Regions from separate parts of the Mus musculus genome. Here regions 2 and 3 are each linked to region 1. A link is a loop called in an ENCODE intact Hi-C map of the cell type or tissue named here. Cell type or tissue: heart. All regions are shown on one strand. Links, peaks and the distances in the headings refer to the core of each region. The heading gives the core; the rest is flanking DNA.

Region 1 (9,710 bases), core at 1,791-6,790:
GAGCAGGATACTCAGTGCCTTCCTCTGGCTTCTGTTTGCACATGCACACAGATACACAACACATAAACACACAAACAAACAGAGCATCAGTTGCATCTATAACTGTCATGGGATGGTGAGCACAGAGGTCATTGGAGGCCTGAAGACAGCTGGGCCTGGGGCGCTGGCCTGAGAGCCCAGCACTAGGGAAGCTGAGGCAGGAGGATTTTGAGTTTTAGGCTAGTCTGGGCTATAGAGTATTTGAGACCAGTCCTACACAGTGCCCGGGGAAAGGCAGGCACACAGGTGCCCTGCATGTTGCTGTTCCAGGCTGAGGGCAGGGCTCTGCTCAACAGCAACGCACTGAAAGAAGAAGGGGGAAGCTTCCCAATGCGTCATCGCGTCAGCCACAGCTGCCCCTCACTGCTTGAAGAGCTAAAGACCCTTTGCTATCTGACATTCCAATACCACACCAAGTCCTATAGCCAGGGACATTTCTAAGCTCTGACAATCAGTTATTAGCCTGCTGTCCGGGCTCCATCCTCTGAGATAAAAATTGGCCCTGGGATACACAGAGTAAGGTCAGGACGCTGGTGTGCTGTGGTGGCTGTGGCCCTGGTCCCAGGTCCTAGGTGTCATTGAACCTAGCAGGGTGAATTGCTCCCCTAGTGGACTAGCCAACCCAGCCAGTGAGGAAGAGACCCAGCCACAGGGCATTTGCAGTTCAAAGGATAAACATGTCTAAAGCCACAGGATGGGAGATGTTCCCTGTGTAGCCAGGCCTCAGGGAGGTCACACTTTGTTCCCTCAGAACAGGTGGCTTGGACAGTAGCCTCTGCAGCAGCCACCTGAGTCAGTGGACCTTGTCTTGGGCACTGTCCCACGTTTCCTGCCCAAGCTGGCTACACTCCAGCTCCAGCTTTGGGACACAGGGAGAGGGATCAAAGATGCCACCATGCAGTGTCATGGACAGAGCAGGGGCTGTCCCCAGGCCTATCTGAGTGCCGTGCACTGTCCATTTCTCTGAGGGAAGAGTGGCATCTGATCAGTCCCATTTCACAGATGACAAAACTGAGGCCCATAGACAGTGCTGGCCACAGTCTCCAGTTGTGAGGCAATAGATCTGGAATTTAATTTTTTAAATTACATTTATTCATTGTATGTGTGTTGGGTTGCATACACACCACAGAAGATAACTTGTGGGAGTTGGTTCTCTCCTTCCATATTGGTTAGGGCTACAGATCAGAGCTCAGGTCACTGTGCTTGGCTGCAAGCTCCTCTGTCCACTGAGCCATCTCATTAGCTCCAGAGCTGGGATTAAGACCAAGCAGTTTGGCTGTGAGGTCCTCAAGTGAGCAGGTGGCAACTGAGCTCCAGGATAGACTCGGAGGTTGCCATGTATCCTTGTGAGCTTCAGCCTTGACCTCGTGGATGCTCTGTCATCCCAGAACTATGGTGGCTTGCTTGCCCAATAGTTATGGCCAGCTTTCAGCTACACCCTGGGTAGAGGCTTTCCCCTGCTCAGTTCTGGGACTCACAGAAGGGTGCTGATTTTGTGTGGTACCAAGTGGGGCCCCTGTTTGTTTCGCCACTGGACAATGACAGAACCCCAGGCTTCTGTGTGTCCCATGAGAGCGAGTTCTACTTCTGAGCCACGGGTCATATTTACACATTGCACACAGCCTGTCGTTGTATATTTAAAGGTGAGAAGATCAGAGGTTCCAGGTCATCCTTAGCTACATAGTGAGGTCGAGATCAGCCTGGCAAACCTGAGAAAGCCCCACAGTCACCACCCCCTGCCAGCAGGGGAGAGCCACGGGGCCAACCTGGACCAAGCAAGAGCCTGGCGTGCTTCCATGCAGCACTTGGAAACTGAGGCAAGAGGATCTCAGGCTCCAGGGTCAGCCTGGGCTACAGAGGAAGACCCTGTCTAACACATACCAGCACCAGGGAAGACACTGTGAGCTCACACAGTAGGGCCTCCTGTGTGGGAAGTTCTGTATATCCCACCTCTTTCCTGCCCTGCCCCTGGCTGTGGAGGAATGCCCCGACACTGGGCAGTGTATACAGTCGTGGCTCTGGCCCTCTGACCTCATTCTGAGAAATTGGTCTCAGCATATGATCAGGGAGTTGCCATGGAGACCTTCCCCCTTTATGGCGCCTCTGGAGAAAGATTGAAGCCAGTGTAACTGTTTGGAGCATCTTGCCTGCTGGCCTCTCCTCCTGCTTTCCCAGACAGAATGTTCTCGGAGGGAACACAGTGCCACGTGTCTGTTGTTCTTTCACAGACATGGCCCAAGTGCCTGGTGATTGATGGCTGTGCACACAGTAGGCACTTAGTTTATATTCCTCCAGTGACAGATCACATCCGAGCATATGGTCTGGGATGGACCAGTATTCAGCCGTCATTCACAAGGATCCAGATGGCAAGTGTGTACATCACACAGCCTGGTGTCTCTCTGTCTCTCTGTCTCTCTGCCTCTCTCTCATATATATATATATTTTTTATATATATATAAAAAATGTATACAGCATCCTGCCTGTCTCTATGCCAGAAGAGGGCACCAGATCTCATTACAGATGGTTGTGAGCCACCATGTGGTTGCTGAGAATTGAACTCAGGAACTCTGGAAGAGCAGACAGTGCTCTTAACCACTGAGCCATCTCTCCAGTCCAGCCTGGTTTCTCTTGACCTGTCTATTTAAATCCTTCTTAATAGGAGGTGAGTGTGACAGCAAGATCACCTGACAGAGGGCAAGAGGTCATGTAGCAGGCACAATATGCAGGCTTTAGGAATCTGTGGATCAGTAAAAAGATGGTGGTAGGGGAGGTGACCTCTTATAACCCGTATCTCCAGGGCCAGCTCCCAGACCATTGCTCCTACTCCAGAGCCTCACAGAGCTTCCCAGAGAGGGACAGTGACTGCCCAGGTCACACAGCACACCCAAGGCCAAAGCCTAACTGAGAGGCACTTGAGCCCTCAGGTTCTGCTCAGAGTCGTCCTGGGTTTTCTGCTTGTGGACCACGGCTGGGAGTTGGCATTGGGTTTTCAACTTGAGTTTTCCCCCTCTTTTTTCCTAGTTGTTTAAGAACGTAGCTGCCAGAGACTGCCTCACAGATACCACAGGGACCCAGGAGCAAGAGGGGGACACCTGGACTGCCATGTGACATGCCCCCGGGACTGGAGGGAAAACTTCCTACAGATATGACAGGATCCCATGTAACACACATGACTGTGAGCATGGCGAATGCCAGATGGTAGCTGGGCTCCTTTCTTGGGTGGGGAGTGACCAGGATGTGTGTCCTTGCCTTCCTGAGATATAAGCTGGGCCTCATGCTATGTGTACCTGACCCACATGGCTCAGCAAGATGTGCATCTATTGTGAGAAGGGAGAGAGAGTGACAGACAGACAGACAGACAGACAGACAGACAGACAGACAGTGACAGAGAGAGAGACAGAGGGAGACAGAGAGAGGCAGAGACAGACACAGATAAAGACAGAGAAACAAGGAGAAACACGGAGACACAGAGAAAGACAGGAAAGGGACTACAGAGAACCAGACAAGGACAGAGAATATGCGCCCTCCAGTGGCCACCCTGGACAATGCGGGTTGGTGACTCTCCAGTCGGCCAACCTCCACTCTGACCCCCATGTCTTAGTTCTGCATAGCCCGAGACAGTTTTCATTTTTTCAAATTCATAAGGTTTCCAAGGATTCCAAGAGAGCCAATGACGAGACCTCGCACAGTCTGTCCTCCACACCTATGCCATACCTGTGTCTCCAGTCTCCTGTGTCCCCTCTGCAATCCCGCCACCCTAAGCAGGAGGACTGGAGTGTGGTCTCTGTCGCCCTCTGGTGGTCACAGGCTATAGTACAGGGCAGACAGGGACGAAGCTGATTAACTGGAATAGCTGGGGTCTGGAGGAAACCGATTCCTTAAGATAGAGAAGACCCCAGACAGACTGAGGCAGGGATGTAGTCGTCCACCACTGGCTATCAGAGGTGGGATTCAGTCACCTCTGCATTCCAGAAGCTGGCCATATTCTTGGGGCATTGGCATCCCTCACCCACAGACAGAAAAGCCACAGTCCGTCAATGGGTACAGGAGGCGGATTCTCTGCAGATTGGAACAGCAGCCTCTGAATGAGCCCCATCTCCCATGCCGGAGTGACTCATCTGCTCAGCCTGTCTGCTGAGACCCCGTTTCCAGTAAGGCGATGCTCTGAGACCCAGGGTGGACATGTACTTTGGGGAGACACTTTTCAATTCAGCTAACACCTCAGAAGGGAGGGATTACGGACCAGGAGACACAGAGCATCATTCAGAGAGAAAAATCACAGGACTGGCACAGCCCCGGTAGGAGTTCAGGGCCATGGCTGCCCCTAAACAGAGGGCACAGTACCGTAAAGGACACACAGAGATTTGTGTTGTCTGGGGAAACCTGTCCCTGCCCCCCAAAAGGGGAGCATAACACATGTGCCACAGAGACCCAGCACTCAGGTGTGCTCTGAGGGCTCGCTGGACAGGGGACCCGGCTCCCAGTGCCCAGCCCACCTATCTCCTCATCCCTGCCGCAGGGGCTCCAGTTCCTATTGGGCGATTGTCTAGGAGACTAGAGAGACCAGGGCTTTGCTTTCAGGCCACACAGCAGAGCTGAGGCGTGGGGTTTGAATCTGAAGCAGCTGACCGTAATGTTTCTGCCTTACTAAGTGTTTAAAACAAATCCCAGCATGATGGAGCTGGGACGCACACAAAAAAACGACCCAGTGTGACAGGCGTCCCGTGGAACTATCAATATCTTGCCTTGGGTTCTCTGCCTCCACCACCAGGCCTGCTTTGCACCTTAAGTGAAAAGGGGAGTGGGGCGGGGCGAGTGGGGCGGGGCGGGGCGGGCGGGGCGGGGCGGGGGCTGTGACCCGCAGACCTCTCAACGTGTTAGTGCTCTGACGCTGGAGTCACCTTCCCCAAGTCTAACAGTGGGAGTCGCATACTCTGGGAAGCCCAGGACTGCCTGATTCGCTAGGCACTCCTCTGAGCTGCTGCCTGTCCCCCCGCACCCCCCCCCCCCGCACTCCTTTGGTTCACCTTCTCCGCTTCCCTTTACCGTCTACTCCCCCCACCCTCAGTGACACTGGCTCCCACGCCCCGCCCACCGGGCCTTCTGCCTTGAGGGTGGAGGAGACTCTACACAGCAGGGTCCAGGGTGAAGTCCCAGGCAAGCTCCCTTCGGGGATCTCCCTGTCCGTTCCTGGTGGTTACAAGCACTTTGAACCCCCAAGAACACCATATTCAAAGGCATGTGGAGGTTCTGTGTCCCACTTCCAATTCATTTCAGAGAGTGGTTAAGCCCCAAGGCAAAGCTGGCCCTCCTCACCCCGCAGGGGAGGCCCTGGTTGCCCAGCAACCAGCTGGGCTCCTCCCAGGGCTTGCCTGGGGATGGCCCGTTGCCTGGCAACCAGGCAGCAGAGTCCCTTGAGCTTAGCCAGACCACACAGCTGGGCCCAGTACTAGCTGCCTTCTCTCTGACTAGGGGACCCCTGGGGCCCTGTCCTTATCCTCCCCAAGATCCTGGCAGCAGGTGCCTCTCTCTGTCCACAATGAACGTCGTCCTCTCCAGGTGAGCAGCCTGCGCTGCTGGGAGGGGTATGCAGGTGGGATCCTCACGTTCTGCCACATCGGGGAGGAGGGCAGGTGAGCCCCCTGCCATCCCTTCTCAAAGTGGAGGGAGGGCTTGAAGCATAGAGGTTACCAGAATGCGATCTGTCGGCCTCACCTGTGCTGCGTGAAGAGCAAGTGTAGCCACTCTCTGGTCTGTTCCCTGCTTTTGCTTGCCCCCTAGGAACCCCTCCAAAAACCCAGGCCCCAGACCTTGACACTGCTCCCTCTAATGGCCCCAGACTCCCTGTCACCTGCCCTCCCTGATTGCCTTTGAGTCTCCCTAGGACTCAGACTTCCAGTGTCCTGGATGCACCCAGAATGCTCTTTAAAAGCTGGCTTCCAGCCTTACCCACGGGGCCTGCTTGCCTGTCTAACTGTGTATGAGTGACAGCCATCCTGGAGTCTGGCCTGCTGTATGCCCTTGGGCGGGATGCTTTGCATCTCTGGGCTTTTGTTTACTTGATTAAAAAAAAAATGTCAATAGCAACCTCTTCTAGGGAAGTGTGAGCGGAGCATTTGCAAACTACAAAGTTGAAGCTCATTAGCAGGCGTGAGACAGTGCTCCTTATGGGGTCTGCCAAGTGGCCACCACTAGAGGCCACAAGAGGGGCTTGGGTTCTAGAGAAGGGAGGGCAGCAAGGGACAGGAAAGACCTGGGGCTGAGGGGAGGGGACTGTGACAGGACGCCTCAGGAGCCTCCTGTACCCTTATGAAGACTGAGCACACAGGTTGTCACTAACGCTGGCTGTGGGCAGGATGCGGGGTGTGGGAGGCGGCATGAGCCCTGGAGGTGTGTCAGAGAAGGCAAGCGTGTGGCATGCGGTGGTCAGTGGTCTGCAAAGAGCTCTGTGGAGGAGCCCAGGGCTGGTGGGAGGGAGAAGGGACCAGGCAGAGGAGTAAGGGTGATAGAGAGCCCAAGTACTCCGCAGGGAGCTTGATGGGGTCGGATGGCATCGTGTAGCATCCAGTGACAGCCATCACAGCTGTCCACAACTCCCTATCAGAGCATCCTTGGTACCAAATGGACTGCAAGATGCAAGACACTGGGAAGGGAGTATAAATTAAGTATAAATTTAATTATGAGTATAAATTAATTATGTATGTGTGTGTCTCTAACACTGTGCACACTGTGCAGAGGACAGAGGAAGACACTGGGTGTCCCCTCGATTGCTCTTGCTTATTTATTGAGACAGGATCTCTCACTGAATCAGGAGCTGGGCTGGCAGATAAAAACTCAGGCATCCTTCTGTCTCAGAGCCCCACAATGCTGGAGTTACAGGTGTATGTGGGGGCCACTCCTGACCTTTTGTCTTGTTTAAGATTGTGTGTGTGTGTGTGTGTGTGTGTGTGTGTGTGTGTGTGTGTGTATTTTGCATTGTTTTGTTTTTTGAGGCAGGGTTTCTTTATGTAGTCCTTAGCTGTCCTAGAACTCTCTGTGTAGACCAGGCTGGTCTCAAAATCCCAGAGATCAGCCTGTCTCTGCCTCACCAGTGCTGGGATTCAAGGCATGCCTGACCACACCCAGTTCATGTTTTTAGATTATCAGTAATGCACTTAGGTATATACAGAGGTGGATTTGTGCACAGGAGTACAAGTGTCCGAGGAGGACATATTGCTCTGAGCTGCAGCTACAGGTGGTTGTGAGTCTGAGAACTGAATTTGGGTGTTTCTACAAAAACAATAGACAGGCTTAACCACTGAGTCATCTCTTCAGCTCCTCCCCCCATTTAACACAGGGGCTGGGGATCTGAACTCCGGTCTCCATGCTTGTGTGGTGTCCGTCTCCCCCCTCCCCCCAGCTGTTTCTCCAGACCCTTGAACTATCTGTCAGCCTCAAATAGATTCCCAAAGGGCCATTCATTTAACCCAAAAGCTTCTAAGAAGGGAGAAAGAGGAACTAACAGGAAAAGGCCCATGGGTGTGGAGGGGGCTGGAGGAGAGGCTTCTGTGGCTGGTACAGTGGAGTGCACGAGACTGTGGGGGTGCTGCAGCCCTTCACAGGTCCCAGGGAACAAAGGGCCCACCTGATCTATCAACTCTTGCTCAACCACGGGGCACCGGCAGGTCTTGTCTTCTGCCTCACTGGGCTCACGATATTCCTCAGAACTGCCCAAGGACCAGGTGCTTGGATGGATTCAAGGCATGCCTGACCACACCCAGTTCACGTTTTTAGATTATCAGTAATGCACTTAGGTATATACAGAGGTGGATTTGTGCACAGGAGTACAAGTGTCAAGTGCTTGCCCACTGGAGAGGTGGGTATGGTGGTTCCAGTGAGCGTGGACTTTCTGCACTTAGCGCTATCCCCCCACCCCCACCCCCACCCAGGGACAGCCAGGTGAGGGCCATGGAGAACACGGTGACAAATGCTGAGAGGTATTTCGGTCAGTTCTGCTCACTGCTGGCCTCCTACACACGCAAGACGGCCCGACTTCGTGACAAGGCTGACCAGCTGGTGAAGCAGCTGATAGACTTTGCCAACACGGAGAACCCTGAGCTGCGGGCCACCATTCGAGACTTCGCCGAGGACCTTGCCAAAGTGCAGGATTATCGGCAGGCAGAGGTGATCATAGCTCTGGGCGGGAGGGCGAGCAGGGGACATCCCCTCCCCTCGTGGTCATGCTGGTGACAGGGTAGAGAGCTAGAGGGCTTCGTGGGGTTGAGTGAGGGCTGCTGGAGTCAAGGGGACCTGGAAGCCCCTATTGGGAGTCCCATGAGGGCCATAGATTCCTGTGCAGTCCAGAGGATAAAGGAGATGGCGGTGGAGCGATCAATGTCTTTTTGGAAACACCCTGTATGACTGGCAGAGATGAATGCACAGGTCTCCTATGGCCAAGCACTACAGAGGGATACACATGGCACAGGTTGTGTGACAGACAGATCCTGCTACACCCACACATAGCCAGGATGTGTGAGCTCTTGGGACAGGGTGACTGTCCCTGAAAGAGACAGCTAAGCTTCTCCCACGGTGCATGGTGAATGGAGATGTCACATGATCACCTGGGTGGCTTCCTCTGCTCGCTGTCCTTTTCGTAGGGACAAGATCAGTCTGTAGCACAGTCTGGCCTGGATCTCAAGGCCAGCCCCCTGCCTCAGCCTCCTGGGTGCCAGAATTTCGAGTATGAGGCACCCTTTCTTGGTCTAACCAGTGGAAAAATTGAAGCTTCCAGCTCCGTGTTGGGCAGTTGAGCACCACCCAGCATCTTTACCTAGCATCCTCCCCCTCAGCACCCCCAACTCAGCATCCCCACCCAGCACCTCCACCTCAGCACCCCCACCTCAGCATCCCCACCTCAGCATCCCCACCTCAGCATCCCCACCTCAGCACCCCCACCTCAGCATCCCCACCTCAGCATCCCCACCTCAGCATCCCCACCTCAGCATCCCCACCTCAGCATCTCCACCTCAGCATCCCCACCTCAGCATCCCCACCTCAGCATCTCCACCTCAGCATCCCCACCTCAGCACCCCTACCTCAGCATCCCCACCTCAGCATCCCCACCTCAGCACCTCCACCTCAGCATCCCCACCTCAGCACCCCCACCTCAGCATCCCCACCTCAGCATCCCCACCTCAGCATCCCCACCTCAGCATCCCCCCCAGCATCCCCACCTCAGCATCCCCACCTCAGCATCCCCACCTCAGCATCCCCACCTCAGCATCCCCACCTCAGCATCCCCACCTCAGCACCTCCACCTCAGCATCCCTACCCAGCATCTCCACTCAGCCTCAGGGCCTGACTTCTACCCCGCCTTCCATGCTGAGAACTGGCCCTGAGCCTGAGAAAGAGCTTATGCAGCCACCAAGAAGGACATTCTGTTCTAAAACTTTTAGAACATTAAAGGGACAACAGAAGGAATTGCTACTGAGTTTTCTGAACTCAAGGAAAGGGTGGGGATGCCCCTCCCATGATCCTTTAGCATGACATCATCCCTTTCAAGGGTCAGGGAGCTGGAAACCAGTGGCCTTGTGGTCCTGTCACTCCTGCTTCTTTGGCAAGCCCAACCCCCAAGATGCCAGGAGCCATGACAGGCAGACAGATCTCTCTTGCTGCCATGCCTAGACACTGGC
Region 2 (9,710 bases), core at 2,923-7,922, 190 kb before region 1:
CAGCCAGAATCTAAACCTGAACCCTTGGGTTAGGAACCACGGTTAGGAGAGAAGGCAAACCCCCAGCCATGAGAGACCATGGGTACCATGGCTGACTACTCTGCATGCAACAACCAGAGAGACACAGATACCCCAGGTCTCCTGCCATCCATCTCCTCCCGACACCCCAGGTCCCTATATGGCTCCTAAAGGAGTGCCCTGTGGCCATTCCCACATCACCCCACCCCCACCCGGCAAACATTCCACAATCAGAGCGAGTAGAATTCCAGAGCCAAAAATCAAAAGATGGCCGGCAAGACAGGGTTCCTATGAGAGAGCTCTCCACTCCACAGACAGAGGGAGCAACTACTCACAGGCTGTTGCTGGGACACGTGTCCCAGCTTCCTCTGCTGCTCTGTCCCCGCCCACTCACCCCTCCCACCTCCTGTTCTCCACCCAGCAGGCCCTCCTCCCACACCCGAGGGCAGGGGCACCTGTGGCTTGCTTGGCAGGGCTGGGTGCCAGGGGTCATGGCACTTTCCCTCTGCTTCTGGGCTTGCCTCCAGCCTCAGCCCACTGTGGTGACAGCCTGCCTGCCGTGGCTCAGAGAACAGAGTCAGAACTGTGTTCTTATGTCCCCAGCCAGGACCACACGCCTTGGCAGGCAGGCAGGGACCAGAGCCCCAGCCCAAAGTGGCCCACACCACCCAGCCACAGACTCTGTCTGTAATCAAACCTACCATTAGGGAGATGAGAGGCAGTATCCAGCCTCCACCCTCACCCCAGTCCAACCCTAGTGGCCACCCCTAAACATGGTACAGAAGCCAAGGGCCAGGACAGCAGTAACTCAGGGGCTTGGGGTCCCCAGAGGTAGCCCCAAGTCGGCACCTGGAGAGTTTCCCAGGAAAGAAGATACGACCAACTGCAGGCAGTTCCTTGTAGGAAGGGCACATGGATTGTGAGTTGTGGGGTACACTTCACTATGATATGGGGTCACTGCTGCTAAGGCCAAAAGGAGACTCACAAGTGCCTAGAGTGGACACCATGGTGGGGAACTAGCCCACAAGGAAAACTGAGGTTTCTATCTCCTTTAGGGAGCCTCTATTTCTGCCTCTATCAAGAGGGGGTGATGGTGGAGCTGAGGCACCAAGAGGGACCTGATAAATGTCATTTCCCTCCTCTGGCTATGTTAGAAAGGGGACAGAGGAGCTGGAGAGATGGCTCAGTGGTTAAGAGCACTGACTGCTCTTCCAGAGGTCTTGAGTTCAATTCCCAGCAACTACATGGTGGCTCACAATCATCTGTAATGGGATCTGACGCCCTCTTCTGTTGTGTCTGAAGACAGCTATAATTGTACTCATATACATAAAATAAATAAATCTTTAAAAAGAGAGAGAGAGAGAGAAGGAGGGAGGAAGGGAGGGAGGGAGGAAGAGAAGAAGGGAGGAAGAGAAGAAGGGAGGAAGAGAGGGAGGGAGGAAGAGAGGGAGGGAGGAAGGCGGGAAGGGAGGGAGGGAGGGAAAGGAAGGGAAGGAGACAGAGGACTAGGCTAGGGCTGCCTTTTCAAGAGGGGGCCTTGTATGACAATTTGCTATCCTGATCTGTCCTGGGGGTGCTGGGACAAGAGACTTGTTTGGGGCTCCAGCTTCCAAGCTGGCTGGCCCCCTTTTGTCAAGATCTGGCCAAACACCGGCACACTCAAGCCTGGTCCTGCGTGGCCCATTCATGCCCATGTGACCCGGGTGAGGCTGGTGTTTACTCCAGCTGCCTGTCTTGACGCTTTGTAAAGAGCCAGGCTTCCTTCCCCTGGCTGGCTGTCTCTACCAGGTGAGGCTCAGGGGTGTCCTTCTTCCAAAGACAGTGCTGTCCCTGTGTTTCCTCTCACTCTTGAAAGGTGAGACAGAATCAGGGGAGCAGGGAAGGAGTTTATTAGGAGGTGGCCCTGAGACACAAGAGCCACTGGGTAAGAACAACAAAAGGACAACTTAGGAAGCTGGCAGCTAACAGACCTAAATCTGTCAGATGTCTCATTAGCCCCATCTACCCAGAACCAGCAGGGGGACTGCCAACTCTGTTAGGATGGAAAGAGGCCCAGAGAGGTCAAGAGGCCAGCCCAAGTCACACAGCTTTAAGTGGTAAACCCAGGCTGTACACCTAGGCTGGCAATAAGGAGTAGAGCTTTTCACCATGAGGCTCTGGGGGACAACGAGACCTTCATGGTCTTCTGGGCCCCACAAGGGAAGGCAAGGTGCCACTGCTATTGAGGTGACAATCTCATCAGAATCTCCTCTGTCCTCAATCCCCTGCCAAAGCCACCATCTCCATCAGACTCCCTGTGGCTTAGCAGAGTGGCCACCCAGCTAGCAGGACACACAGGTGAGGCGCTCACAGACCCACCATGCTGGCAAGCATCAGCATCTATTCACAGTTCTCACCTATAGCTTCTTCTGCCCACAGCACCTGGGTGCCTGGCGGCACGCCCAGCTCACACCAAGGAAGTTGGGCAAGTGCCCTTTGCCCCCGAGGCTTAAGGAAACATAGAATTCAGGGGTGCAGGAGGAGTCTGTGCACGGCAACCACTGAAAGGGCTAAACGGAGCTGGAGAGAGGCCACCCCTTGCCTATGAGAGGCCAGAGCTCAGCACCTTCCTTCTGTCTGAGGCAATCTAGGACCACACAAGCAATGGCCACCTAGAACCTGGGGACAGGCCCAGGAGCCAGCTAGGTTAGCCCAGGCAGGAGACCAGGTTAGCCCAGGCAGGAGGCCAGGGCAAAGGACAAAGCAGGCAGAGGGCAGTTGCACAAAGGAACAGCCAGTATCACAAGCTTTGCCCAGGTTCCAGTGCCCACATGTATGTCCTATAAGAACATAGAACTTTCCCCTGGAGTCCCCAAACATTGCTACTGGTGTCTCTGCCATTGCTGCCACCCCGCCCCAGTGAGACCCAATCCTCCTGACTACTCTCAGGGACTAGTCCCTTACTACCTCAGACAGCCCTGTAAGACATCGTGTGTCCCCTTCATTATCTGTAAACTGTACGTCTTACCAGGGAAAAGAAGGTCACACCTAGGACTGGCCCCTAGCCTGGGTTCCATGCAGCCTTCACTGATGATGCTGCCTGTGCTAAAGGAAATGTCAGATGTCACTTGTATCTGACATGGGACTGGGAGGACTAGAACCTCAGAGTCACCTGCATGGGACACCTGGGCCCTGAGCATGCCTCTGACCCTCTGGGGGCTCTGTAGCCCAGGCCCACACGGCTCCACTCTTGACCGCCGCTCCCATCCCTGCCTTTTACTTCTTGCTTCCTGACCAGAGGGTGGCCTGGAAATGGGTCAGCACTGGCTCTTCACCTAGGCTGTCCCAGGCTAGGTATGCTCTGGGAATGTAGGACTCAGTGGCCTCAGAGCTGGGAGCACACAGATGAGCCCGAGGGCAGGCTTGGTGCCGGGGTCAGCTCCGGGTCAGCCTCTGTTCCACAGTGCACAGGGTGTGGAGGCTCGTGCCTTGGGACAAGCTGTAGGAGGGGTTGGCTCAATATCCCACCACACCGTTCAGTCAGCTAGGCTGGATCTGGGACCCCAAAGTACTGCCTCTTGGGCCAACACTTATACCCCAAATGCATCTCAGTGTCCTTGAGCTAAGACACTGCCACCCTGAGTCAGGGCTCAGCCCTCTGTCACCCCCACATCCGTCTACAAGCCTTGATGTCTGGGCACCAGTCCCAAGACCCACACTCCTTCCTCTAAGCTGGTGCAGGCTTTCCCTGGGGCTCACTCTGGGCCCACTCACTCGTGGGCTCCTCTGGTCAATGAGAAGTGACTGGCCCAGCCTGGTCTGGCTGCCTGTGGGGACAATAGTGGACTCACTTATGGGAGGGGCGGAAGGACCCACCGGTGAGAGGCTCCCTTCTCTCTGCCTCTCCATCCACCTCTCTCAACCCTACTAAGCTCCTTTATGAGCTAGGTCCACACTCGGAGCTGCGTACAAGCTTCAGCCCAGCAAGGCAAGGCAGGCTTCCTCCTGCTCCCCAGCGTCCTGCCTGGCACTGCCACTATGGCTTCTGTGGGGACCAGGCCCTCGGAGGTGACAGCTATTTCCCTATAGTCCTGATTTCTCTGCCTCGTGTTCTCCTGGCAGGCTCAGCTGACCAAGACATTTTGTGCACAGAGGAGGAAGGCTATGCCCTAAGACACAGAGGGGTCACCCTGACAGCCCTCATTCCTGTAGGAATTTGGCACCACAAGGGGGGTCAACACAAAGGTCAAAGGTCAAAGAGACACAGTCAAGGCTGGGGTGCTGGGAAAGGATGTGCGTATGCGTGGGACACAGGGAGGAGGAGGAGGAGGCTCAGACGAGAAAGGAGAAGAGGCTCCACAAGAGGAGGCTCCACGGCACAGAAGGCCAGGCAAGTGGTGGGCTCTCAGAGGCTGAGGTGGGCTGTGGGTTTCAGAGCCTAGTCAGTGCTCTTTGCTTGGGGGTGGGGGTTGTAGATGCAAGGGACACAGGCCACTGGGAGGGAGGAGGGACAGGAGGCTCCAGCATTTCTGAGTCAAGGGTCTCGGGTCTCTCCCCAGAGAACTTCTTCTCTGCCCTATTCAGCTGGTAGGGTCTCCATTCTGAATTCCCTTCTCTCTAAAGTCCCCAGTCACATGGTGCTTCCCCTGTGGCTTGCTCTTCTTGGTGTCCATCTTGATGCATTTGGGGGAAAGAGAGCACTCCAGGTGCCCTCAGCTTTGGCAGTGTTTGGGGGTTCCAGGGGAAAGTTCTAGGCAGATCTATGTTCTGGATGCATTTGGAGGTGGGGACCAGGGTGATCTGCCTGCTGTCTCCAAGGTACCCAGGGGAGGGGAAGGGGCAGAACCTGGTTCCTGGGGCTAACCCCACCCACTCCAGGCTTCTGTTTCTGGCTCTGCTGGGTTGCGCCCCCTTCTGGGCCAGTGACAAACTACATCCACAGCTTCTGTCCGGGAGGGGCAGGAAACCATCCTGACCCCTGACCTGCTCAGCAAAGAGAGGGGAATTTGGGGGTCCAAATGCAGGCTGTCCTTACTCAGCAGCTTACAAGGCTGGCCCACCACACCCCTGAGTTCTGGAGTGACCCCACTGTCCTGCAACTGCCTGAATAGAGACACACTTCCTGTCCACTCCGCCCCTTTCACTGACACTAGGGACCCCGTACCAAAGACATAGTCAGCCCAGTCAGGCTGACTGGAACGGACCGCCAACCAGCAGGCTCTATGAGACACCACCTCCTCCTGCAGCTGTGAACAAAGAGCCACCTCACAGGGCAAAGTGGACCTCTTGTGGCTGTAGCTGGGACATTAAACCCTAGGCAGAAGGAGAGGTTAGATAAGCCAGTTGGGTGTGTTGGGGTCTCAGGGTTATTCCAGCTGGGGAGGGGTACAATGGGAGAGAAAGGAGAAACACGAGGAAGGGGCCACAGGCCAAGGACAGCTGAGGCTTTCAGAAGCTGGGGCAAGCGCGAGGCAGATCTTACACACTAAGGAGGAAGCAGCCTGTGAGGCCTTAGCCTGGAACCCAGCCGAGAGCTCTGACCTCTAACCTAAAAGGAAGAGGCACGTTTGGAGCCACTAAGTTCCAGGTGACATGTGACAGCAACCACAGGAAACCGGTGTGACGGGAAGAAGGCCGTTCCCAGACTCACACAAGTGTTTGCTCCCAGGAACATCCTCCAGGGCACAAGCTCAGCTGTGACCTTGAGTGCCCTTGGCCGAGCCATGACCAAGGCTGGGTCCTCTGTTTCCTAAAGGCATTGCTTCTTCTGGTTTTGTTTTGCTTGTAAGATTTGTTTGTTTTTATTTCTTAGGCGAGAGTGTTTTGCCTGTGTGGAAGTGCACCACCTTTGTGCAGTCCCTCTGAAAGCCAGGAGAGGGCGCCAGGTTCCCTGGGCTGGAGTGACTTGAGGCTGGACACTATCTAAATGTGGGTGCTGGGATTTGAACCCTGGCCCTTTGCAAGAAGAGCAGCCAGTGCCCTTCAACACTTGGCCATCTCTGCAGCTCTTCTTATAGCTCCCTCACCAGGTGTTTGAAATAAATTCACTCAACCCTCAGAGCTCCTGTACAAAACATGTGCTGACTGGACCATGCCCTGAGGAGAGAAGGAAGGCTCTAGAGTTGGATAAGAAGCCACTTGGATGCACATACCTGGGCTCTAATTTCCTCCATCCACTGCCGCACAGACCCCAGCTCCCATTCACCCAGTGAAAGCTTGCGAGTCCCCCACACCCCACCCCGCCCGCCTAGGCCAGCCAGCATCACACAGACACACACAGACACACACACACACACACACACACACACACACACGGAGGTAAGAGACCCACAAATTGGAAGGAACAACATTTCCAGATGGGAATGAAGCTGAAGAGAGAGGCTACAACCCCGTGAGCAACTACTAAAAGCTGAACGGAATAAGCCCCCGAGGACACAGGGAAAGTGTCACACATATGTGGCCTTCAGGAGGGTGGGCCAGGCTAGTTATAACATTGTCTCCCTAGGGCCCCATGACTCTTCACCCACAGGGCCCACAAAAGTCACTTCAGTGGCTCCGAGCATAGTCTTTGTGTGTGTTTACGTGCTTGTGTGGAGACTCAGGGAGGGGCAGGTACACACGTCTGTGTAGGTCAGACTCTGATGTCAGATGTCTTCAGTCGTTATCCTGTTTTTGAAGACAGGGACTCACTCACTGAGCTAGGCTGGGTGGCCCGCAAGCCTCAGGGGGTCATATCCTTTCTCCCCTTCTCCAATTCAGGGGTCACATGTGTGAGCCAACACACTCAGCTTCTTCATGAGCCCGCTCCAACCCAAGCCCTGAGCCCACTCCACTCCAACCCAAGCCCTGAGCCCACTCCAACCCAACCCCCTTAATCTATCTTTGTCATTGAAAATGTCTATCTCCAACCTCCTGGGGTAGAAGTTCCAGTTGGCGGTGGCACTTCTGGGTCACAGCACAGCAGGCACAGAAATCTCCCCTGATCACAAGCCATCAGGAAGACACTAGGTCTGAGCCAACCCTTGGGTTACCATTCCCCACTGCCCCACACTGAATACCCTTTCCTCTTTGTTTTATGAAAATTGAAACTGGTGGCAGGCCACACGGCCACACACCAGCCAAGGAAGTGTAGAAAAGACAGTACATCCCAGTGGGTGGGAGCCATCATACACGGAAGACAGATCTGCCAGGGATAAGGACATGGGCCTATGTCTCAGCACTAGGAGACTGCCGCAGCAGAGCCATGAGTTCAAGACCAGCTTGGACTTCGGCATGAGATACCCCACCCCCACCCCGCCCCTTACTGAAAACAACAAAACAATTTTTAAAGAGAGGAAGAGGGCACAGCAGGGAGCATCAGACATTGGTGCTAGGAACACTGACAAGATGGCAGCGTTTCCCAAAGTCCTCAGCCAGCACCAATGTGCTGATTGGAATGCAGGCCCAGCTGAGCATGGTGCTCCATGCCTGCTGTCTTAGCTCTCCAGAGACTAAGGCAGGAGGATGGAGAGTTCCAAGCTAACCTGGGCACCATGGGCAGACCCTCTGTCAGAATAAAATGTCCACTAAAACAGTAAGGGGAAAGGAGAAAGAGGGAGGGTCGGCTGGTCTCTGCCCGTGAGCCCCACTGTGCCCAGAGGGACTCCAGGCCTTCTCTCTCTGGGTAAAAGGCCTCTTTACTGCCTGTACCTTCAGAGGCCTCTAGACTTCCTGCCCTGACTTGCAAGCCATGTTTCCAGCATTATGAGATGTGCCCAAGAAGATAAAAATCACTGCGAGTGGGAGCCAGGCATTGGATCCCAGCTCCACTGGTAGCACCCAAGGGAGTGGAAGGTATAGTGAGGTGTATGGCAGGTGCCCGGGAGGTCCTACTGCAGAGGAGGGTACTGGGGGGGGGGGCGACGTGTAGGGAGCAGCATCCCTCTCTGCAACCCTGGAGCAGCTGTGGCTCCCCAACCATTGGCAGAACCTGTCTGTGCCTGGTGTCACCACGCTCAGCTCTCCACATGCCGCTATGGGCCGTCTGCCAGCTGAGTATCCTTCTCTGCCTTCCTGGTGACAGAGGCAGCCTCAGCCAGAGCCCATTATTCTGACAAAGAAGAGGAAAAGAGGCGGGATTGCTGGTGATAAGTAGAGCCCTCCTTCTGTGTGCTGGAGTCATGCTGTAGGTCAGACAAGGCCGCCTCTTGTCTTCTGGTCAGTGTGCTAGTTAAATTTTTGGTCAGCCTGATACAAGTTCCAGTTGTCTAGGAAGGGGAACTGAGATAGCTCCCTCCATCAGATGGCCCGTGGGCAAGTCTGTGGGGCATCTTCTTGATTGATGATTGATATGGAAGGGTCCAGCCCACTGTGGGCGGCACCACCCCTACGTAAGTGGTTCTGGATTCTCTAAGAAAGCCACGCGGAGCAAATCAGTAAACAGTGTCCCGCCACGGCCTCTCCTTCACATCCTGCCTTCAGGTTCCAGTCTTGGCTTCCTTCAATGGATTGTTACTGGATCTGTAAGCCCCCAGCCCCATCTCAAGGGTTTTATCACAGGGATAGAAAGCTTAACTAAGGCAGGTCAGGCAGCATCCTTGTGCCACAGATGAGGAAACCAAAGCATGAGACGACATCCGGCTTATACCAGAAGCTCAGTAGAGCCAGGTCTTAGTCCAACAAGCCCAGATCCACGCGTGTGAAAATGCTCATATCCTGGCTGCACAGCACGCAGCTTATTTAACACATGACAGGAAGAAAAGGGGGGATGGGGTGGGAAGGGCAGTTGGAAGGAGCATCCCTACTAGACACAGCCCCAGCACCCAGAAACCCTCTCCATGGCTGCAGCTCAGCCCAAGGAACCTGTTTCTCAGAACCTGTGATCTCAGGAGATGCCCCTGAACCCAGAGTCACTCCCACCCCTCAGGGACAAAAAAGATACAGGGCCAGTCTTGAGTTAGGAAGATGGCACAAAGAAGGCCTGGAACAGTGCTGTTCTCAGAGGGCTCTGGGAAGAAGGTGGGAGATAGGAAGACAGACAGACAGACAAATAAGCAGCAGAAGCAGGGAGAAGCTCTGAGGAACCTCAGACCCTGCCTGCACCTGGAAGGTATGGAGGGGGCCAGGCAAGGAGTGTCCCCCACAAGGGCCAATTAATGAGTGTCCCCACAAGGGCCAGGCAAGGAGTAAATTTCACAGGGTCCTAACAATGAATGTCCCCACATAGGCCTGACAAAGGTGTCCCCAAGGAAGCCAGGCGCTGGCTACAAAGTGCTGCAAGGCCAGATCCCATTCCCTGCTGCAGAGCAGCTCAGGGCCTGAGGACAGTGGGAGTCCTGGGGTAGCCTCAGAGCCAGGAAATGGGGCCTTAGTAGCCTAGGCAGGACATAGGCTCAAGGCTCCTTGTCACTGTGATCCAACACCTGACAAAGGCTGCTTATATGCAGGGAAGGGTTTCCTCGGGGGGGGGGGGGGGGGACTTGGTGGGAAGAGCAGCTGGCAGCAGGCAGGAGGAGTCACATAGCATCTGCAGTCAGGAAGCAGAGAGGAGAGTGGCCGCTTGGTGCAGAGACAGAGAGACAGAGCTTTGCCCAGTCTCTCTTCTCAAACACAGTCAACAACAGTGCTTTATCATAGCTGTGGTGGCAAGGGCCTTCCCGCTTCCCAGGTCCTTCCAAGGGAGCACGAAGCCAGCCCCGAACCTTGAAGACAAAGCCAGGGACGTGGGGACCTGA
Region 3 (9,710 bases), core at 1,686-6,685, 53 kb before region 1:
GTGACAGATGGGGAAACTGAGTCACATGGCAGAGCAAAGAGGCTCCTTCCACACTCCCCCATGTGTGTCCTACACAGGTGACACGAGAAACAGAAAGCCAAGGCCAGAGGGTCTCTGTCCCTGAGAAGTGCAAATGACTGGATGGGGTCAGATGGTAAGCATACACAATGGACCCTCCAGGAATGGCCTCCTTTAGAGCTGGAGGACAGAGGGGACAGAGGGCAGGACAGGTTAGAAAGTGGGACAGACTCTGAAGCAGAAGTGCAGGCCCAATGCATACCCTGAAGGAACTGGCTGAGTGACCATGTGCTTCTCCACCGTCTGACCAGAACACAGATATGAGGGGCAAAGGAACTGAACTCTCAGGATGCTGACTCCACCACAGCCTTGAAGACGTGACCCGAGTTACCACCAAGAGGTCTGCCAGAGACTCTCCCAGCAGCTCGAACCTTGCCAGGGCAAGGTCCCAAGAGAGCTGGGCAGACATGAGGCCTGCAGCCTAGCAAACTCGTCTGGCCTGCAGCCTTGCCCCCTTCTCCACCCTGCTTCCAGGGAAGGCTCTGGTTTTTAAGACCTTGTGTCTTCGCTTCCTCTTTCCCAGTAGGCTCCGATCTCCTCCAGGTTTAGCACAAGGCATCTGGAAAATTTATTCTTCTGAGCAGAAGGCTCCCACACCGGCAAGGAAACACAGCCATCCCCTTGCGGCAGGGATGGGAGAGGGTTCAGAGAGGCCCACAGCCCAGCTGCCCAGCTGCTTCCAGAAAGAAGGTGCCAGCGCTGTCTGGCGCCTTCAAGAAAGATCCTAAGCTGGTATCCTGAGGGCCCGAGGCAAACGGTGGTGGCCAGAGCCTCCCTGCAGAGCGGGAAGCTGGTGATGGCGGCGTGCCAAGAAGCGGGGGACAGATGTGCAGCTACCCCGACAGAGAGCTCTGTAGACCTGCAATGTGCCCAGATGGGAAGCACAGTGGTTAACTAGGCTTGGGTGCTCAGCCACATGACACTTGGCAACAGGCTGAAGTACAGCAGGTACCAAACTGCAGGCTCCACTAGTCAGTGTCGCCCCGGTCCCTGGGAGAGGACAGGGCGGTCTCAGGGGTGCCACCTTTCCACAGACTGGAGCGGAAGATGAGAGGCAGCCAAAGGCAACATCTGGCCGTGTGGGGTGGGGAGAGGCTAACTCCTTTATCGGCCACGGAGGAAAAAAAAAAGGAGGGGAGGGGGCGACAGAGATAGCAGGATCTCCTTCAAGGAGGCTTCCTGGGTCTCTGTCCCTGAGAAGTGCAAATGACTGGATGGGGTCAGATGGTAAGCATACACAATGGACCCTCCAGGAATGGCCTCCTTTAGAGCTGGAGGACAGAGGGGACAGAGGGCAGGACAGGTTAGAAAGTGGGACAGACTCCGAAGCAAGCAGAAGTGCAGGCCCAATGCTTACCCTGCAGGAACTGGCTGAGTGACCATGGTGAGTTACTTAACCTCTCTGGGCTCCCTTCTCACCCAGGACAGTATGGAGGGGAGGGGGGTGTATACCCTCCACAGGAATATTTAAAAGATATGGTAACCATGGATACAGGGATCGTAGCAGTGGTAGCAGCCTAAGAGTCGGCTCCTGATGAGACTGTCCCCAAACTCTCAACCTGGCCACCCTACCACCTGCTCTGACAGGACTGAATGGAGGCAGAGGCAGCGTTCACAGCGACAGACAGCAAGCAACAAGGCATGCCCAGAAGGGGCAGCCACAGTCCCAGTCAGCCATCGAAAGGCAGCACCATCACTCAGCTGTGGGAATCAAGGCTTGGGGAGGTCAAGGGTCAGACCCAAGGTCACACAGTCTGCTCTGCAAAGATTCAGGCCAGGTCCATCGGAAGGCAAACCTGGAGTCTCTCCACAGTTCCCATGGGATGCAAGTAGGGATGTCAGTTTGGGAAAGGGCAAACTGCAGCCCTCTCTGGTCCAACCTAGCCACTACCTAAGCTTTGCGGCAACCGGGGTGGCATGGCCTTCAGGTCCTCTGCCAGCATCCCAGCTGGAGGATGTTCGGTACCATCTCCCTCCCTTCCTTTCCTCTGTCTCCTTACACAAGTCCTTTTTCAGAGGTTTTCCAGTTGATTCACTCAAGGGAGCACCTACCAGGGTTCCAAAATTCCAGGAGTTTCTACAATATGACATGTCTCCCACCAAGCATCCCCTCTTAGCCCTTGCAAGGCCCTTCTGCTTCCCAGCTAAGCCCTCAGACAGCCAGCATCTGAAAGAAAAGCTCAGGGGCTAAGGGGAGGGAGAGGGAGGGGAGCCGGCCTGGGGACAAGGGAGAGGCTGTGCCTACCTACGTCTCCGCTCCTGACAACCCAGGAGCCTGGCCCTCTGCACAGCTCCCACATGTCTCTGCACTGCACCCAGGCTGGCTGACGGCCTCGCGGCTCCCGGTGCTGCGGGAAACAGCCCTTTGGACCTTCTGTGCCTGTCCCTCCCCAGGGATGCTGCAGGCTGTGCCTGCCACCGGATCCCAGCATCTGGAACAGTGCCTGCCTCGGAGCAGGCTCTCTATAAATATTTGTGGGATAAATGGGAAGAACGGGAGCCCAGAGGAAGGGCAGAGGGCAGAGGGCTCCGTCCCGGCATCCCTGGACCCTGGGAGCTGAATGATCTTCTTCTTCCCTACACGGCCATAGTGGAGTCTGAGACATGCCTGCCACCCCCGACTGCAGCACAGGCCTGCCCTGGTCTTATCATCTCTGAGGGCTGCAGACACATCCCTCTCCCAACCATACCTCCATTCAAGCTGTCCTCCAGCACAGAGACCAAGATCTTCCTCCCTACAAAGGCTCCCAGATCTGGTACTTTCTGTCTGCTCTTCCCATCCCCAGGGCTGCAGGGATTCTCTGTACTTTTCTGCTACTTAACCAGGTTCCAATGAGACTCAGGCAAACCAACGGCTGGAGCTGAGCCCAAAGGGGCAGAGGATGCCCTGAACTCCAGACTGGAACCCTTAGCCACCTGCTGCTGGCTGGGAGAGAGGCAGAAGTCTGGGGATTTACCCGAGTCTCAGTGTGGGAGTAAGAAGGTCCACAGGACAGGTGAGGGCCAAGGACAGGACAGAAATTGGTTGAATGCTCAGCTCAGCCCCGTGGGTGAACACAGGAGTGGGGGAAGGGGCCCGCTGATGGCTCTCACTTCCCACCCCTGCTGGCCTGGGACCTGAGCTTCTTTTGATTACTGAGGTCAAATTGGCACAAGGTAGACACTCTGCTGTGAAAACTCCACGCCCCCAGGGAGCATCCACCACCCACACAGCGCTGTAGCATACCTCCAGCATGCACCTGGCCCCAGGGGCTGTAGCCTTACATGATGTGCCTTCTGCCCTGACGGAGGGGCATCGGGAGCAGCTTCAATGCAGTGAGCTTGGCCAGGGACATTCAAATGTCCCCTGATTCACTTAATTATCAGAATGTCCCTACAAACCATGTGGCCTGTAGTCCTACTTCTCAGCCAAGAGAACTGAGCCCAGCCAGGATAAGAACTTGTTGGCAGACAGCTCTGCTGTGAAGACGACAGCAGTGGCAGGCAGGGACCAGGCCTGGCTTGCCCCAGAGCCAAGCTCTTCTGACACACTTCAGGCCTTGCAGAGCTGTCCCTTCCAAGACCCAGCAACAACCTCAGCATAGACTGCCACACACCTGTGGCTAAGGGAAGGCTGGGTGTCCCACGCCAAAAGCAGGTGAATCTCTGCTTATAGGGGGAGGGGTGTTGGGGGTTGCCTTCAAAACCTTAAAGGTACCTCCAGTCCAAAGCCAACTCTAGGGACGAAGGATAAGGGCAGTATGTGAGGCAGGGGGACTGTGAGCCAGGAGAAGGGTACCCAGGCACATCAGAGGCTGCTTCATAAGTTAGCCTTCCTGTGCTCAGGCATCACACATGTGTGCATGTACACACACACATGTGAGTGTGCAAAATTGCAAGACCTAGATAGACACTACACACAAACCACCATTCCTGAGCGGGTCCCACCTATCCACCTTTGTGTCTCTGTCTGCAAGACCCTGGCCTATCACTACCACATAGGCCTCTGCCCAGTACAGGACAGGACAGGACAGTCTGGGAGGAATTAGGATCCCAGCCCAAGGGCAGAACAGTGAGTACAAACCAGATGCCTGCCTGTCACTCCCCTTCCCCAGGGCCACCTGGCCAGCTCCTACCCTGGTTCTTACAAAGCTGGGTCCCAATGTCCCAGGGTCTAGACTACCTCCTACCAGGCAGACAGCTGCATCTTGAGAACAGGCCTCAGGCCTCTGCCCAACTCCAAGCAGCTGACTCGCAAAGAAGAGACCCTTTCCACTGCAAAGGTTGTCTAGGCCACTGTCCCGAGTCCCATGCGCCTGTGTCCCATGCCTACGCGTCTGGAATCTGTGGCCATCTGCTTCATAAAGCCACCGGGAAGACTCAAACGAAAGGCACTTGGGTGAGAATCTTGGGAAGGAGGAGGAGGCGGCCAGGAGCTAGTGAGAGGAACTCGCGACGGGGACCTCCGGGTGACCTGTGTGGCTGCACTAATTACCAATGTTATCGGGCATCCGACAGCCTTGCCCTGAACTTCCTCCATTTGATAGATGGGCAGCAAACACGCCCAGTGTCAGCCCCATGCCTGCTGATTCCAACAGCAGCTATTCAACCACTCCTGCCCCCAGATCCTCCAACCTCCTGCCCCATGCCTCCAAGGTCAGCCAAGCTCACAAACCAAAGAAAACGCCTCCTGCTGGGACAGACCATGCTGAACCAATACCACCACCGAGGAACAGAAGACATCTCTCTTTTGACAACACTGATGCTCCAGGAGATGAAAGCCACTACTTACCTTTGTTACTCCTGCCGTTGGGGAGCTCCAGCCAATGGGTCCCTGGCTGGCAACCCCTTGGCCTGCACAAACCAGGGTCCCGCATTCCACACAGGCACCGATGATCAGCTGCCGGCCATCATCCACCAACAGGCTGTGGCTGGCTCTCAGGGTATACAGGAACAAGGGGAGCCTGGCCACTCTCACTGACTTCAGCCCCAGACACCGTTTCTTCTCTTGCTGACAGAAGAAGCACACGAATGTGTCCACTTGGTACTGCCTCGACCAGGCGCTGACCGGCTGGTGAGCGGCTCTGGCTTCGTGCTGCAGCCACTGACCCAGCAGGTCATGATAGCAGAGCACACAGGTTGCCACCAGGCCCGTGGAGTCTGCAGGCCTGGCCCGTGGGGCGGGCGGATAGACGGTGAGGAAGGGAAAAAAGGGTTCCTTCTCGCCCAGGTGGCTGGCGGGGTTCATGCTGAGTTGGAACTCCTTGCCCGGCCCCAGCTCAGCCCCGCAGATGTAGCAGACCGCAGGCGGGCCTCCCTGCGCAGAAGCGGGCAGTTCGCTCAGGGTAGGGTCCGAGGCAGAGAAGGCTTGGTGGTACCTGCCCAGGAAGCCTTGCACAGAGCTGATGAGCTCACGGTTGTGCGATGCCCGGTACAGGGCCCAGACGTCCTCCAAGACGCTGAAGCACTTGGGGCAGCTGCGAACCTCGCAGCGCTTGTTGGGGGGCCGAGCGTTGGGTGGGCAGGGCAGGAGGCTAAGGAAGGGGAAGTGCATGGAGCCCCCAGAGTTGCCGTTGACAAGGCGGGAGGGCACAGCCCGGGCATCCCGTGTACAGTCCTCCCCACAGAGGTAGCAGGCTTCCCGCAGTAGCCCCGCGGTGGGGGCGGGAACCTCTTCCCTAGGGAGTCTCCGGGCCTTGGAGGCCATGCCGGGGGCGTGGCTGTTCAGGGGCACCACGTAGAGCCGCTGCAAGACCGGCACGTTGGCTAGCTCAAAGCTCTGCCACTGGTGTGTGAGGGACGAGAAGCAGCAGGGACACACGAGGGTGCTGCCCGCCTCAGTGATGGGCTGGGCGCCGGGCGGGGGGCTATGTAGCCACAGGAAGGGGAAGAAGGGCGCCTGGGCGGGAGTCTCCTGCTTCTGCACGTGGATCTGCTGCTGCGAGGCCGGTGACAGCGCCGAGCCACAGACGTAGCAACAGCGGGCCTGGCTGTCCGCGGGTATCCGGGGAGGCCGCTCCAGCCCTTCGTCCCCGAGGCTCCCGGCGACGTCGTTGCCCTCGGGGGTGCTACTGCGCTCTGGGGGCGCCGCGGGCCGGCTGGAGGCGGCGCCGTCCGTGCCGTCGGGCGCAGCGGGGCCGGGCCAGGGTTCCTGGATGCCCCTCAGCACGCTGGCTCGCGGCTCCGGAGCCCAGTGCGCCCCTGGCCCCGTGCGCCGGCGCCGGGCTCCGGACTTGCTGGAGTCGTGCGCATCCTCGGGCTCAGGCTCCGGCTCCGGCTCGGGCTCGGGCTCGGGCTCGGGCTCCGGTTCGGGCAGCGCGTCGGCGTCCGACAGCTCCGACAGCTCCGAGTCGCGCGCGTCCTCGGTGTTCCACTCGCGGGCCCCGCGCCGGCCAGCCGCGCTCGCGTCGCACTGATGCGGCCTCTTGAGCCAGTACACGCGCTTGTCCACGGGCGTGCGCGCGCGCTCGAAGGCGGCCCACTGCTCGGCCAGGAAGCAGCGGCACACGGCGCACACCAGCACGCAGCCATCGGTCGCGCTCAGCCCGCGCGCGCCGGGCGCCGGCTCCTGCTGCTGCAGGAACGGGAAGAAGGGCTGCGCGGGGCCCGCCGGCCTCACCGGCAGCTTCAGCTCCTTGCCGCGCGCGATGCCGCCGCCGCAGATGAAGCACGACAGGGCCGCGCCCGCCGCTGCCATGAGCCGCTGCTTACGGGAGAGCGGCGCCGCCCGGCCGCTCATGGCCCGGCCGCCGCGTCCGCCTCCGCGCGCCCCGCGGCTGCCGCTGCTCGGGCCGCGCGCACCGAGGCCCCGCGCCCAACTCGCAAAGTTTGGCGCGCGGCGGCGCGCACGCGGCCCGGGGCGCACCGAGGGTCTCCGCGGCGGTGCCCGGGGCTGCCGAGTCCCGGCGGGTGGCGGCGCGGGCCCAGGCGGCGCCGGAGAGCGCGCCCGGAACGCGGCGGTGGCGACGGTGGCGACGGGCCCCGGGCGGCTGCGGCGGCCGCATGTGCGAGCTCCGGCGCCGGCCCGAGCGTCGGGTCATTTAATTGGGGAGGAGGGAGGCGGGGCGGCGCGGGGCGGAGGGCGCGGGAGGGAGGCGGAGGCGGAGAAGCCTTCCCTCGCGCCGCCCTGCTGCCCGCCTCTTCCCAGGCTCCTCCTCCCCTGACTCGGACTCCTCCTTCTCCTAATCCTCCTCTCCCTCCTCTCCTCCCCTACCTCCTCCTCCTCCTTCTAATCCTCCTCCTCTTCTTACCTCTCTCCGCCCCTCCTCCTCTGACTCATCCTCTCCTCTCGATTCCTCCTCCCCTGACCTCTTCTCTTCCCCAACCCCCTCCTCCACCCCCTCCTCCTCTCTCCCCACCCTCTCCTACCCCCTCACCCCCCTGTGTCCCAAACTATGGCACAATAGGCCCCAGCTCCTCTGTCTATTCTGTGTCCAGCAGGAGCCCGCGGTGATTCATTGCTCCAATTAGGGGCTCTGCAGCCCGTGGCTCGGGCTGTCTGAAGGGTCTCCTTTGGGACCCACGAAACCCATCAGCCGCTGCCGCTGATCTTTAAGAAAAGGTCAAGCCGGACGCGCTAGTGCCAGGTGAGGACGATGGGTGTCTAGGGAGGCTTGGGAAGGGTAACCCCCCTCCAAGATCTGGGGAGGTCCTGGCCCTTCAGCAGCCCAGGGTTGGGGGTCACCTTTCTAAGCCCAGTGCCCTAGTTTTGAAGACAGAGGAAAGAGGAGTTGTCTCCTGCATCACCCTGGAGACAAAGTCCTCCCAGCCTATCTCCCCTCTCCCCCTCCCTCTGACTGGACAGGGCCCACCAGATCACCCTAGGGGTAGAGGTAAGAAGGGTACTGTGTGTCCTGGGACTAAGGACTCAACCTCTCTGTGCCCTTTTCCTTCTTGTTAAAGTGTTCCTGCTGAGACCACAGATATCCAGGACTTAGTGTATTGTATGCAGATACATTGTAGTTATTTAATGCAGAGACAAACCCTTTGCAGGCCAAGTTCAGAGCTGTTACATGCCTCTTAGTTACTTCCCCACAAGAAGCAAGTGTGGGATGCCCCTCATTTTATGACTCAAGAGGCCAGGCAGGATTCAGACCCAGGCAGCAGGGTTCTGCTAGGAGTATGTGGCCTCCCCAGGCAGACATCTGGCCCCTGTCACCCAGAAGCTGCTGGAGACTGTCCTTGGCGCCTCCTAGGCACACAGGCACACACATGTATGACACACACACACACAGATGGTGCCCTTTGGCTCAGGCTGGGTCACTAAGCAATCGTCTCCCATCTGTAAAAGGAGCCCTCAAAGCTTCAAAACTGTGAGCAGTTACTTTCCAGAAGCTTCCAGCTGTCTACCCTGCCAGCTGGAGATGGTGCCTGAACCCCAAAGGCAGGAGCCCCACCACCACCACTGCCACCACTTGGTGAGCTGACATGTAAATAAGGCTGCTCCCCCCCCCCTCCAAATGAGCAGGAGGAAGGGCCTCTTGGGAATCCCTAACATTCCAGAGCTCCAGAATCAACTGGGGTGGGGTGTCAACATGGCAGAGGATGGGACTCTGTCCCTTCCCTGGCCCAAAAAAGTGCTGGCTCAGCAAATTGTCTCGCAGACCAGGGCGGGGAGGCATCCCCTGGCTGCTGGCGTGGTTCATACCTTGTTAGAGGAGAGGCTGATGAAAGGACCCTGTCTGTTCTTACTCAGGAAGGGCCTGGGTGTCTCACTCCATAGGAAGGAGCCTGGGAAAGCTGTTCCTACCTAAGCTCACCCAGGTCTCCCTCAGCCTGGCCCAGCTGCCCATCTTCAGAGCCCTTAAGTCTCTCTCAGCCTTAGGATCTCAGCTGGGGCTGCCGTTTTCCCTCCATGTCTGTTCATCGTCCATTTTCTTTCTTATTTCCTTTGCCCTCTTCTGCCTCCTGCACCCTTTTGTCTCCCAAGAGCCAATCCTCCTAAGTCCATCCTGCACACAGCATAGCCAAGACTGGCTTCATACCTAAGTCCAAAGCCCTAAACCCCATCCTGCCAGCTGTGTGTACCTAAGGCAGAGGCAGACCTCATAACTCTACAAACCTCAGTCTCCTGCTATGTGCAATGGGCACAAGCTTCCTCCATGGTAGTCCAAATGAAAGCAAGAGATGCCTGGCACAGGAGGCTGATATGACAGGAGACTATGTATGTGCATGTTAGCAAGTGTGTGTGTTGATACATACATACATGTGCTGTGTATATACACATGTATGTACTGGTGTTTGTGTAAACAAGTGTAGGCATACATGCGTGTTTTACATTTGTTTGTGTGTACTAATGCATAGATACATACACATGCATATGTATTTGAATATGCAACTCCAGACATCCATATATGTATGGTGCACACATGTGTTTATGTGTTATACAGACATGTATTTGTGTTTACAGGCAGGCATGTGTGTGTGTGTGTACTCTGCAGGCACGTGAATGTATGTGCATGTATGCACATATTTGTGTGTGTGCCTCTGTGTGTGAAGTGGGCGGGAGGAGTGGGTTGTGTTTCTCTCAGCGGCTGAATGACTCAGGAAATCCCCTGGCACAAATCAGAGGAGGAAGAAGACAGGTGACGCTGCTGAGTCATATGGGGGTGGGTGACATGGTGGCAGAGCCACAGCACAGCCAGACATACCAG

Evidence for each region. Peaks named below come from ENCODE experiments on the same cell type or tissue, not always from the same donor. Only the 100,000 strongest peaks of a DNase experiment are listed, where the experiment ranks them.
Region 2: a loop joins it to region 1, with 7 times the contacts of the local background. A loop is called at or near these places in 4 of 42 quality-filtered maps.
Region 3: a loop joins it to region 1, with 2.8 times the contacts of the local background. A loop is called at or near these places in 12 of 42 quality-filtered maps.

The regions. Positions count from the first base shown.
Region 1 is chr8:120,173,202-120,182,911 of GRCm38, reverse strand. Cibar2 (CBY1 interacting BAR domain containing 2) reads left to right here and starts at 5,443. Exons shown (of 9, transcript NM_001033980.2): 1 at 5,443-5,598; 2 at 7,968-8,202. The coding sequence starts at 5,579. In heart, for the core only: a CTCF peak has its summit at 3,749; DNase peaks (open chromatin) are centred at 3,184, 3,671 and 5,521; H3K4me3 peaks cover 1,786 bases; H3K27ac peaks cover 2,507 bases; H3K27me3 peaks cover 1,404 bases.
Region 2 is chr8:120,359,808-120,369,517 of GRCm38, reverse strand. It overlaps a transcript of Gse1 not described here. Among named protein-coding and RNA genes, the nearest start is that of Gm39264, 19 kb to the right of the region's middle. In heart, for the core only: CTCF peaks have their summits at 4,929 (motif pointing left) and 5,864 (motif pointing right); DNase peaks (open chromatin) are centred at 4,081, 5,117 and 5,587; H3K27ac peaks cover 4,614 bases.
Region 3 is chr8:120,225,858-120,235,567 of GRCm38, reverse strand. A330074K22Rik (RIKEN cDNA A330074K22 gene) reads left to right here and starts at 7,338. Exons shown (of 3, transcript NR_110496.1): 1 at 7,338-7,643. It also overlaps a transcript of Gse1 not described here. In heart, for the core only: a CTCF peak has its summit at 4,752; DNase peaks (open chromatin) are centred at 2,477, 3,507, 4,667, 6,167 and 4 weaker places; H3K4me3 peaks cover 4,467 bases; H3K27ac peaks cover 2,770 bases; H3K27me3 peaks cover 2,073 bases.